2 separate regions of the Homo sapiens genome follow, and region 2 is linked to region 1. Evidence: read pairs that join two places in POLR2A ChIA-PET (ENCODE). Cell type or tissue: PC-3. All regions are shown on one strand.

What was found. ChIA-PET counts read pairs that join two places held together with the same protein. Peaks named below come from ENCODE experiments on the same cell type or tissue, not always from the same donor. Only the 100,000 strongest peaks of a DNase experiment are listed, where the experiment ranks them.
Region 2: POLR2A ChIA-PET joins it to region 1 with 12 read pairs; 2 of 35 experiments call an interaction of 5 or more read pairs at or near these places.

Annotation. Positions count from the first base shown.
Region 1 is chr1:10,100,563-10,105,562 of GRCh38, forward strand. UBE4B (ubiquitination factor E4B) reads left to right here. Exons shown (of 28, transcript NM_001105562.3): 4 at 546-633; 5 at 2,386-2,530; 6 at 4,954-5,000. Among named protein-coding and RNA genes, the nearest start is that of UBE4B, 70 kb to the left of the region's middle. In PC-3, a CTCF peak has its summit at 1,562; no DNase peak of the experiment used is centred here.
Region 2 is chr1:9,614,429-9,619,428 of GRCh38, forward strand. It overlaps TMEM201 (transmembrane protein 201), which reads left to right. Exons shown (of 11, transcript NM_001130924.3): 11 at 1-449. It overlaps LOC124903837, which reads left to right and starts at 236. Exons shown (of 2, transcript XM_047436734.1): 1 at 236-1,044. The coding sequence starts at 236. RefSeq lists enhancers at 997-1,541, 1,551-1,610. In PC-3, a CTCF peak has its summit at 1,349; no DNase peak of the experiment used is centred here.

The DNA.
Region 1 (5,000 bases):
TATTTATTTGAGACGGAGTTTCGCTCTTGTTGCCCAGGCTGGAGTGCAATGGTGCGATCTCGGCTTACCGCAACCTCTGTGTCCTGAGTTCAAGTGATTCTGCTGCATCAGCCTGCCGAGTAGCTGGGATTACAGGCATGTGCCACCACGCCTGACTAATTTTATATTTTTAGTAGAGATGGGGTTTCTCCATGTTGGTCAGGCTGATCTCGAACTCCTGACCTCAGGTGATCCACCTGCCTTGGCCTCCCAAAGTGCTGGGATTACAGGCGTGAGCCACTGCACTCGGCCAATGATATACTTTTAAAAAGTAAGCCCAAGAAAATGACAACTTAGGAAAAATATTTCCAACATGTATAAGAGACAAATTGTTTAGATCCTAATTTATGAAGAACTCTTAAAAATTAATAAGAAAAAAGATGGACCATTATCATTTTCCTTTCCTGATTAACTGATATTTTAAAACATTTTCTCACCCAGCAGCTACAGTGACATTGTGCGGATTTATAAAAGGTAAAAGGCTTGTTTGTCTTTTGTACTTTAAGCATGTCCCAGGTGGATGTGGATTCAGGAATTGAAAACATGGAGGTTGATGAAAATGATCGAAGAGAAAAGCGGAGCCTCAGTGATAAGGTTGGTAAGCGATGAAGCCCTTGGTACAGGTAATAGAAATAAACACATTTCATGTCTTGTATCTGTAGAGTCTGTTAGATTGGGGCCACCCGAAATCAGGAAGTCCTAGGCAGGTGATTATTTTTATTCTTTTGAGGAAAAATGAATAACCTAGATTACCCTTATTCATGAAAGTGTAACTCAGTCCTTTGATCTGATAATATCCATCTGTTTTTGGTTCAGGGCCATGATTTTATCAGTAAATTTAGGTTGTAATAGGAACTAATTTAGAGCAAATTAGAATTCTTTCTGTTGGTCTTTTGCTTTTTTTTTTTTTTTTTTTTTTTTTTTTGAGACAGAGTCTCGCTCTGTCGCCCAGGCTGGAGTGCAGTGGTGCGATCTCGGCTCACTGCAAGCTCCGCCTCCCAGGTTCACACCATTCTCCTGCCTCAGCTTCCCAAGTAGCTGGGACTACAGGCGCCCGCCACCACGCCCAGCTAATTTTTTGTATTTTTAGTAGAGATGGGTTTTCACCGTGTTAGCCAGGATGGTCTTGATCTATTGACCTTATGATCCACCTGCCTTGGCTTCCCAAAGTGTGGGATTACAGGCGTGAGCCACTGCGCCTGGCCTGGTCTTTTGCTTTTAAGCAAGTAGATCATCACATCTTTAGCAGTATTCTGAGGAAAATGACTGGGAATTGAAGCAAGAATATGTAGAATCTAGTCGCAAGTAGAAGGTTTTGGAAAACATGAAGCCTTTATATTTGAATATCACCTGAGCTTAGTGCTCTGCATTTAGGGTGTGTGTGTGTGTGTGTGTGTGTGTATTAATATAGATAATTACATCACTTTCTGTTTAGTAAATTATTAGGAATCCTTTAGCAACACATGTTAATGATTATTGGAAGTTGCACTGTAAACAAAAATAAAGACAAACAAAGGAAAAAATAAGAAGTTGCACTGTAGCCTCCTAGTGGTGCAGTGCTTTATTTTGTATAGTTCTTTAATGTTTACAAAATTCTTTTTTATATGCTGTTTTATCTGTGGTGGTATGTAATGAGAAATGTTACAATTTTGAAAAATTCCTGGAGGAAAATTGGTCATGCACCTGGAGTGTTAACCTGGTCCTATGGAATTCAGAAAAGTAAATAGATAGGATATGTACATCCTCTGTCACATATTTTTCCTTGGTGACTTTTGATAATGACTTTGCTCTTTTTTTTTTTTTTTTTTTTTTTTTTTTTTTTTTTTTGAGACAGGGCCTCACTCTGTTGCCCAGGCTGGAGTGCAATGGCGTGATCTTGGTTCACCACAACCTCCGCCTCCTGGGTTCAAGCGATTCTCCTGCCTCAGCCTCCCAAGTAGCTCCGAGTAGCCAGGCCCGCAACCGCGCCTGGCTAATTTTTGTATTTTTAGTAGAGACAGGGTTTCACCATGTTGGCCAGGCTGGTCTTGAGCTCCTGACCTCAGGTGATCCACTGGCCTCGGCCTTCCAGAATGCTGGGATTACAGGTGTGAGCCACCACGCCCGGCCATCTTTGCTCTTTTATGCTCCCCATAGATTGTATTGTAAGCTCATGAGACTTAGATGTTGTAACTTTGATGTTATAGGAATAGGCTTACTTTTCCCCTAATCAGTGGGTGAATGGTTTCATGCATTTTTAAAATATCATCACTAATAATGAATTAAATCAGAATAACGTATTCCTATTGAAACACCTAACTCATACCTCTTATTTGAAATTAACCTGCAAATCTTCTTCTTCACCAGGAGCCTTCCTCGGGCCCTGAAGTGTCTGAAGAGCAGGCCTTACAGCTGGTCTGTAAGATCTTCCGTGTCTCTTGGAAGGACCGGGACAGAGATGTCATCTTTCTTTCTTCTCTTTCTGCACAGTTTAAGCAGAACCCAAAAGAAGGTAGGAATCTAGCTCAGCAGTCTTACTGCAGAGTACTCGACAAGAAAATAAGATGTGAGATCTTTGCCCTCTGTTATCCACATTCACTCCATCTTGCTCTTGGGTTGTATTTTTGATGACAGGGATACTTCTTGATGAGGACACAATTGTTTAGCCACTTTCTTCCCTTTCCACTGATCTTATCGATAACTTATTTTTCATTTCCATGATTTCTATAATACTATGTAAATAGGTTAATGGTCTCCATTTTCTCAGGGTTGAAGTTTTTCTCTTTGTAGTAAGAAGGTGCTTAGAGCATTACCTCCTCTTTATTTATTTATTTATTTATTTATTTATTTATTTATTTATTTATTTATTTTGAGATGGAATCTCACCCTATCACCAGGCTGGAGTGCAGTGGCATGATCTCAGCTGACTGCAACTTCTGCCTCCCGAGTTCAAGTGATTCTTCTGCCTCGGCCACTGGAGTAGCTGGGACTACAGGCGTGCACCACCACGCCCAGCTAATTTTTGTAGTTTTTTTTGTTTGTTTTGTTTTTGTTTTTTTTTTTTTTTTTGAGACAGAGTCTTGCTCTGGCACCAGGCTGGAGTGCAGTGGCGCAGTCTTGGCTCACTGCAACTCCCACCTCCTGGGTTCAAGCAATTCTCCAGCCTCAGCCTCCCGAGTTGGGATTACAGGCATGCGCCACCACACCCAGCTAATTCTTGTATTTTTAGTAGAGACAGGGTTTCACCATGTTGGCCAGGACGGTCTCGATCTCCTGATCTCGTGATCCGCCCGCCTTGGCCTCCCAAAGTGCTGGGATTACAGGCATGAGCCACCGTGCCTGGCCTCATTTTTGTAGTTTTAGTAGAGACAGGATTTCACCATGTTGGCCAGGATGGTCTCGATCTCTTGACCTCGTGATCTGCCTGCCTCGGCCTCCCAAAGTGCTGGGATTACAGGCTTGAGCCACCGAGCCTGGCCTTACCTCCTCTTATGAAGTATAGATATAGTGGGTGGTCTCCAGGGATCCTGAGAGAAGTGTTCTGTATGAGCTATACCTGCTTTAAGTGCCTATGAAGCCATGTATAGACGGTGGAATTGGTCTATTTGGTTAAATTGCTTAGCAAGATAGAACATAATGACATTTTGCTGTGTTTCTGATATTCCACTTTAAGAGGCCAAGCTTGTAACAAAATAATAAAACTCTTAGCAAGATATCAGCATCATAGGGCACTATCCTTTTTCTTTACAGTAGTCATTTGGAACGCAGAAGAGGTATGGGAGGTGTGCTGGAGTGGTTTTTTTGGCCTATCACTGGAATGTAACTTCCCTCATGGTAGGGATTTTTGTCTGTTTTACTCATTGATGTATCCCTAGAAGGATATCTTGCACAAAATAGTCCCTCAATAGATAGATTTTAAATGGATGCGTGAATATCAAGGAGATCACCTTTCTCTTTTCTATGCTGCCTATCTTCTGAGGAGGGAAAAAAAAAGTCCTTTGTATTTCTGGAGGATAGATAAGACTATTTCTGATTTTACTTATTAACTCTGCTAATGGAGCAGACCATGTATTTGAAACTCTGCTACTTGTTATTCTTATTATAAATCTTAAGATTCTCTGTCTTACACATGTAAGTGGCAAATCTGTCTTACACATGTAAGTGGCAATTTTAAATAACCAAATCAGATAAAATTTCCATGAGTTAAAACTTTTGTTAAAACAAGTGTCTTACACATGTTAAGTGGCAACTCTGTCTTACACATGTAAGTGGCAATTTTAAATAACCAAATCAGATAAAATTTCCATGAGTTAAAACTTTTGTTTAGTGGTATTTAAAATGTATCTAAAGACCAACAGTAAATCAACTGGGAGCTGCAAAGAATAAGAAGGAAGCTAGAATGTAGCATTTGCTCCTGAAAGCCACATGGTGACTAGATGTTGGACCCTTCATAAAATCTTTTGAACCTTGGACTTAATAGTTTTATTACTATCTATAAAACATATCTAGACTAAGAAATATTAACCCAGTTGCATTTGTAGTATAATAAAGTAACCTCTATAGTTGGGAGTAGCTTCTTTTTACAATTAATATACATCAGCGGTAACTCTCAATGACTGTACCCCAACTTTCTTTTTAATAAACTTTTAATTTTGGAATAGTTTCAGTTAGTGCAGGGAGTTCCTATATATACTTTACCCAGTTTCCCCTGACGTTAATATCTTATATAACCATGGTACATTTGTCAAAACTAAGAAATTACTACTAACTAAACACAAGGCTTTATTTAGGTTTTCCACTAATATCCTTTTACCATTCCAGAATCTAATCCAGGATACTGCATCGAACCATTTGGGGTCAGCTGGCTTATTCAAGGGCTGTGTAACCTGTGTTCGAACTGTGTGTAACCTGTTCTTTGTTCTGCCTTTCCAACAGTATTCTCCGATTTTAAGGACTTGATTGGCCAGATTTTAATGGAAGTG
Region 2 (5,000 bases), 490 kb before region 1:
TCACCCTCCTCTCCCCTGACTCCTGTCCTGAGAGCTGTGGATGCCGCCTCCTGCCCTGCCTACCCCTGAAACGTGGGGAATGGGGGCCCCAGGACAGCATCAGGACTTTTGAGTCCAGCTGCCAGCAATGGTTCCAACTCGGAGGCAGCGCCTCTTGGTCCCCATTTCTGTATAGCAGGCGTGTGTGTGTGTGTCGAGGTTTTTTATTTTTTGCTTAATCAAACTCCATTCCCAAATGCACTCCATCTCTGGCTCTGAGGGCGCTCCCTCCTCTCAGCCGGGCAGCCTGGCCTCTCCTGCCCAGACCTGCGGTCCCAGCATCCCCCAGAGCCAGGGAACAGGCCCAGCGGGAGGGGGTTTTATGTTTTGTTTCAAACAGAAAACACAACCTTATTTTTCTTTACAAAAGCAAAAAAGGAAACCAAAAAAGATACAGCCTTTGAATGATGCCTGCTGGCTGTCTGTATTCGTTTGCTTGGGCAGCTCGGGCCTTCCAGGTAGGGCAGGGTCCCTGCTAAGGGGGCTCTCATCCACTTTCTCTTTCCTCTTCAACGGGGGGTTCTGGAGTGGGGGGCTCGGGTTGGGGTGGCCACAGTGTGACCAGACAGTGTCCCTGGAGGGGCTTAGGGATTTGGACAGGAGACTCGCTGCCTGGCTGAGCCTGGGCCGGAAGGACACCCCAGAGTTTGCTGCGCAGAGAAGGGTGTCCAGGCAGGAAATGCTCAGCTCAGCTCTTCAGAAAAGCCTGAGCCCACCAGCCATCCCTGACCGTCCTTGCCCCTGGCTGCAGGGACCACGGTCAGGTTGTGAAAAAGACCTCGTCTTCCTCAGAGAGGGCTTAGAGCTGCTGCACGGCTCCATGCTGAGGCGGCGGGGATGGGGAATGGCCAGGGTGTCACAGCACAAGCTCTGGGGTCACCTTTCTGGTGACTGGGATCTGCATTTCTGTTGGCTTCAGTTTGACACGGGAGTAACAGGACGGCCATCCGGGGCTGATATGGGGACCCTTAAGCCACAGCACAACGCAGAGGGAGCTCTACCAAGGTGGGCTGTCATTCTGGCCCAGTGCCCAGCGGGCAGGAGGACCACAGCCAGTGAGCAGGGGGACCGGCTCCCAGGGGCCGGCAGGACCAACCTGAACCAGACCCTGAGGGCAGATGAGGGTGCAGGGCTGGGACGGCTTCCCATCAGGAGCTTCCTGCAGCGGGAGCCACAAACGCCTCTGAGCTCACTGACCTCGGGTCCTCAAGATGTTGGGAACATCATGTTTAAACCTGAGGCTCAGGCTTCCAGCAGCCCATTCAGCTCCTACCCCGGCCTGGCGAGGAGAGGCCAAGTGAGGGCAGCAGAGAGCCAAGCGCCCTCAGCTGTGAGGTTCTCCCCAACTTGGGAGCAACAGTAGTAACGCCATCTATGGTTTTCTTATCAAAAGGTAACACATTTATGTAGAAAACCTAGAAATAGAAGTGAGCAAAAAAGAAAATGCCTCATAATCCTGGCATTAAGATATTGGCATCTCTTCTTTGTGGTGGTTTTGTTTGAGACAGGGTCTCGCTGTCCCCCAGGCTGGAGTGCAGTGATGCAATCATAGCTCACTGCAGCCTCAACCTCAGGGGCTCAAACATTCCTCCTGCCTCAGCCCTCCCAGTAGCTGGGAATACAGGTGCACACCACCACACGCAGCTAATTTTTGTTGTATTTTTTGTAGAGAAGAGGTTTCACCATGTTGCCCAGGCTGGTTTCGAACTCCTGAGCTCAAGCAATCCACCCACCTCAGCCTCCCAAAGTCCTGGGATTATAGGTATGAGCCACTGTGCCTGGCCAGAATCTTCAGTAGAATAATTCACCTCTGAAGGATTATCCCAAGGGCCCACTGCAGTAGCTCATGCCTGTAATCCCAGCACTTTGAGAGGCCAAGGCAGGAGGATTTCTTGAGCCCAGGAGTTCAACAGCAGCCTGGGTAATACAGTGTAAACTCGTCTCTGCAAAAACAAGAAAATTAGCTGGGGCCGGGCACAGTGGCTCACACCTGTAATCCCAGCACTTTGGGAGGCCGAGGCGGGTGGATCATGAGGTCAGGAGATCGAGACCATCCTGGCTAACAGGGTGAAACCGCGTCTCTACTAAAAATACAAAAAATTAGCTGGGCGTGGTGGCGGGCGCCTGTAGTCCCAGCTACTCGGGAGGCTGAGGCAGGAGAATGGCGTGAACCTGGGAGGCGGAGCTTGCAGTGAGCCGAGATGGCGCCACTGCACTCCAGCCTGGGCGACAGAGCGAGACTCCGTCTCAAAAAAAAAAAAAAAAAGCTGGGTGTGGTGGCACATGCCTGTCCTCCCAGCTACTCGGGAAGCTGAGGTGGGAGGATTGCTTGAGTCCCTGGGAGGTCATGGCTGCAGTGAGCTGTGATTGCACCACTGCCCAGCCTGAGTGACAAGAGCAAGACCCTCTCTCTAAAAAATAAGATGCTAAAGCTTTTTGTGTGTTGCATTACAGAAAGGTACAGAAAAATTAGTTTCGTACTTGAGCTGAGTTTTGCTGTAGAAACCTGCCCCTGGTTCCCAGGCATCTTCCACCATGCAGTTGAAAGCTCATCAGAAGATCAGGAAGGAATTTGGAGAGGTGAAGAGAGGCAGGCAGGGTGCCCGGCACCACCCCTCTCTAGCAGAGAAGCTCAGTTTTCTTAGGCAGGGTTTCAACTGAGAAGAATTTACAGGTTACAGTAAAGAAATCATCTTGGGCCGGGTGCGGTGGCTCACGCCTGTAATCCCAGCACTTTGGGAGGCCGAGGTGGGTGGATCACCAGAGGTCGGGAATTTGAGACCAGCCTGACCAACATGGAGAAACCCCATCTCTACTAAAAAAAATAATAATAATAATACAAAATTAGCCAGGCGTGCTGGAGCATGCCTGTAGTCCCAGCTACTTGGGAGGCTGAGGCAGGAGAATCTCTTGAACCCGGGAGGCGGAGGTTGCAGTGAGCCAAGATCGCACCATTGCACTCCAGCCTGGGCTACAAGAGCGAAACTCCGCCTCTAAATAAATAAATAAATAAATAAATAAATAAGCCTTATTGGTTTTGGTAGATTTTAGCCAGCTTCTTTACTGCAAACTGTTTTATCAGTAAGGTCTTTATGACCTGTGTCTTGTGCTAACCCACTTTTTTCTGTTTTATATCAGAAAAGTCTACCGATTTTTCTTTTTTTAAGTTCAAAAACTACTATAGCATACCACCCACCATACCAACCTACTAGCCGTGTGACGCTGGACCCCTCTGTGCAACAGGAAAGGGCCTAGGTGACCCCCTGTTTCTTCTGAGGGACGATCAGAGGCAGGAACTCTCCCCCCACCCCCACCATAGGTGTCTTCTGTGGGGTCCAGAGTGGCTCTACCACTGCAAAATGCTTTCTGTGATTTCAACTGAGGATATCTTGCTACAAAGGCAGAGGGAAGTGGGGAAAGCTGTTTTCAGTCCTTAAAGGGCTGAAGTGCAGCCCCCTGAGCTTGGTGCCAACTTGGGGTTCTCCACACACCCTTTCACCAGCCAAGTGTGCGTGTCCAGCCCTGTTCACCGGGTGGGACTGAGCTGGACCACAGTGAAGGAGGGGAGGACTCCGGGATTTCCACAGCAGGTTCTTTCCTTAGTTCATCCATCCTCAGCCACTGTGCAGCCATCAATACGGTGCCCCTAGGGTGGGCCAGACTGTGCTGGGTCCACGAGATACAATGAATGATGAGCAACACTGAGCTGTCCCTGTCCCAAAGAGCTTACCTCGAGTAGGGGGTCAGACTTGGGCAGGCACACAGATACTTATGTAATTATCCACTTAAAAGTGCAGCAGAGGCCCAGGGAAATGCCAGCAGGGGCATCGCATAGGTTGTGAATTTAGTTTTTGAGTTTTTTTGTTTTTTTTTTTTCCTGGAGATAGGGTCTCGCTCTGTCACCCAGGCTGGAGTGCAGTGACACGAACTTGACTCACTGCAGCCTCCATCCCCTGGGTCCAAGGGATTCTCAGGCCTCAGCCTTCCGAGTAGCTGGGACTACAGGCGCACGCACCACGCCCGGCTAAATTAAAAAAACTGGGGGCTGGGCACAGTGGCTCATGCCTGTAATCCTAGCACTTTGGGAGGCTGAGGCGGGCAGATCACCTGAGGTCAGGAGTTCGAGACCAGCCTGGCCAACATGGTGAAACCCTGTCTCTACTAGAAATACAAAAATTAGCCAGGCAAGATGGTGCACACCTGTAATTGCAGCTACTCGGGAGGCTGAGTCAGAATTGCTTGAACCCAGGAGGCAGAGGTCGCAGTCAGCTGAGATCGCACCACTTCACTCCAGCCTGGGCAACAGAGCAAGATTCCATCTCAAAAAAAAAAAAAAAGAAAAATTTTGTATTTTTGTAGTACAGACGGTGTTTCACCATGTAGCCCAGGCTGTCAACTGAGTTTTGAGCATTTGCACTGGACGCTTCAGAGACGCCCACTGGAGTCCTCTGCCCTGTGTTCCCTGCCTGGAGCTTGCACAACCACGCAGCACGCACCTCTCATCCTTCAGTTCTCATCCTAAACGGCCACCCACCGCCTGCGAGAGGCCTTTTCCCACTGTGCTCTCAATATCCGCAAATCACTTCCACTAAATCTGCGCTGTGATTGCCTCATGACCGCTGGACTGCATGCCTCCCCCATTAGAATGTCATTTCCACTAGAACAGGGCCCTTGGGTCGTAGTTGGGGCTCATTAAACATTGAATGAATGGTTGAATGAAATGTCCCTTAGCTACATGTAGGCATCTCCCAGTCTCAGCTCTGAGGGGAGGTGGCAGGAGGCACACACATCTGGAGCTCCTGAAGCCAGGGTGAGAACAGTGAGCTGCAGCTGAGGCTCAGAGCTCCTGGCTTCGGGGCACCCGTTCTGGAGCTGGAGGGAAGGGAAGTGTGTTGGAGGTGAGCCGGTGGCTCAGCTGGGCCAGAGCTGAGAACAGATCACGAGGGAGGCTTGGGAAGGGC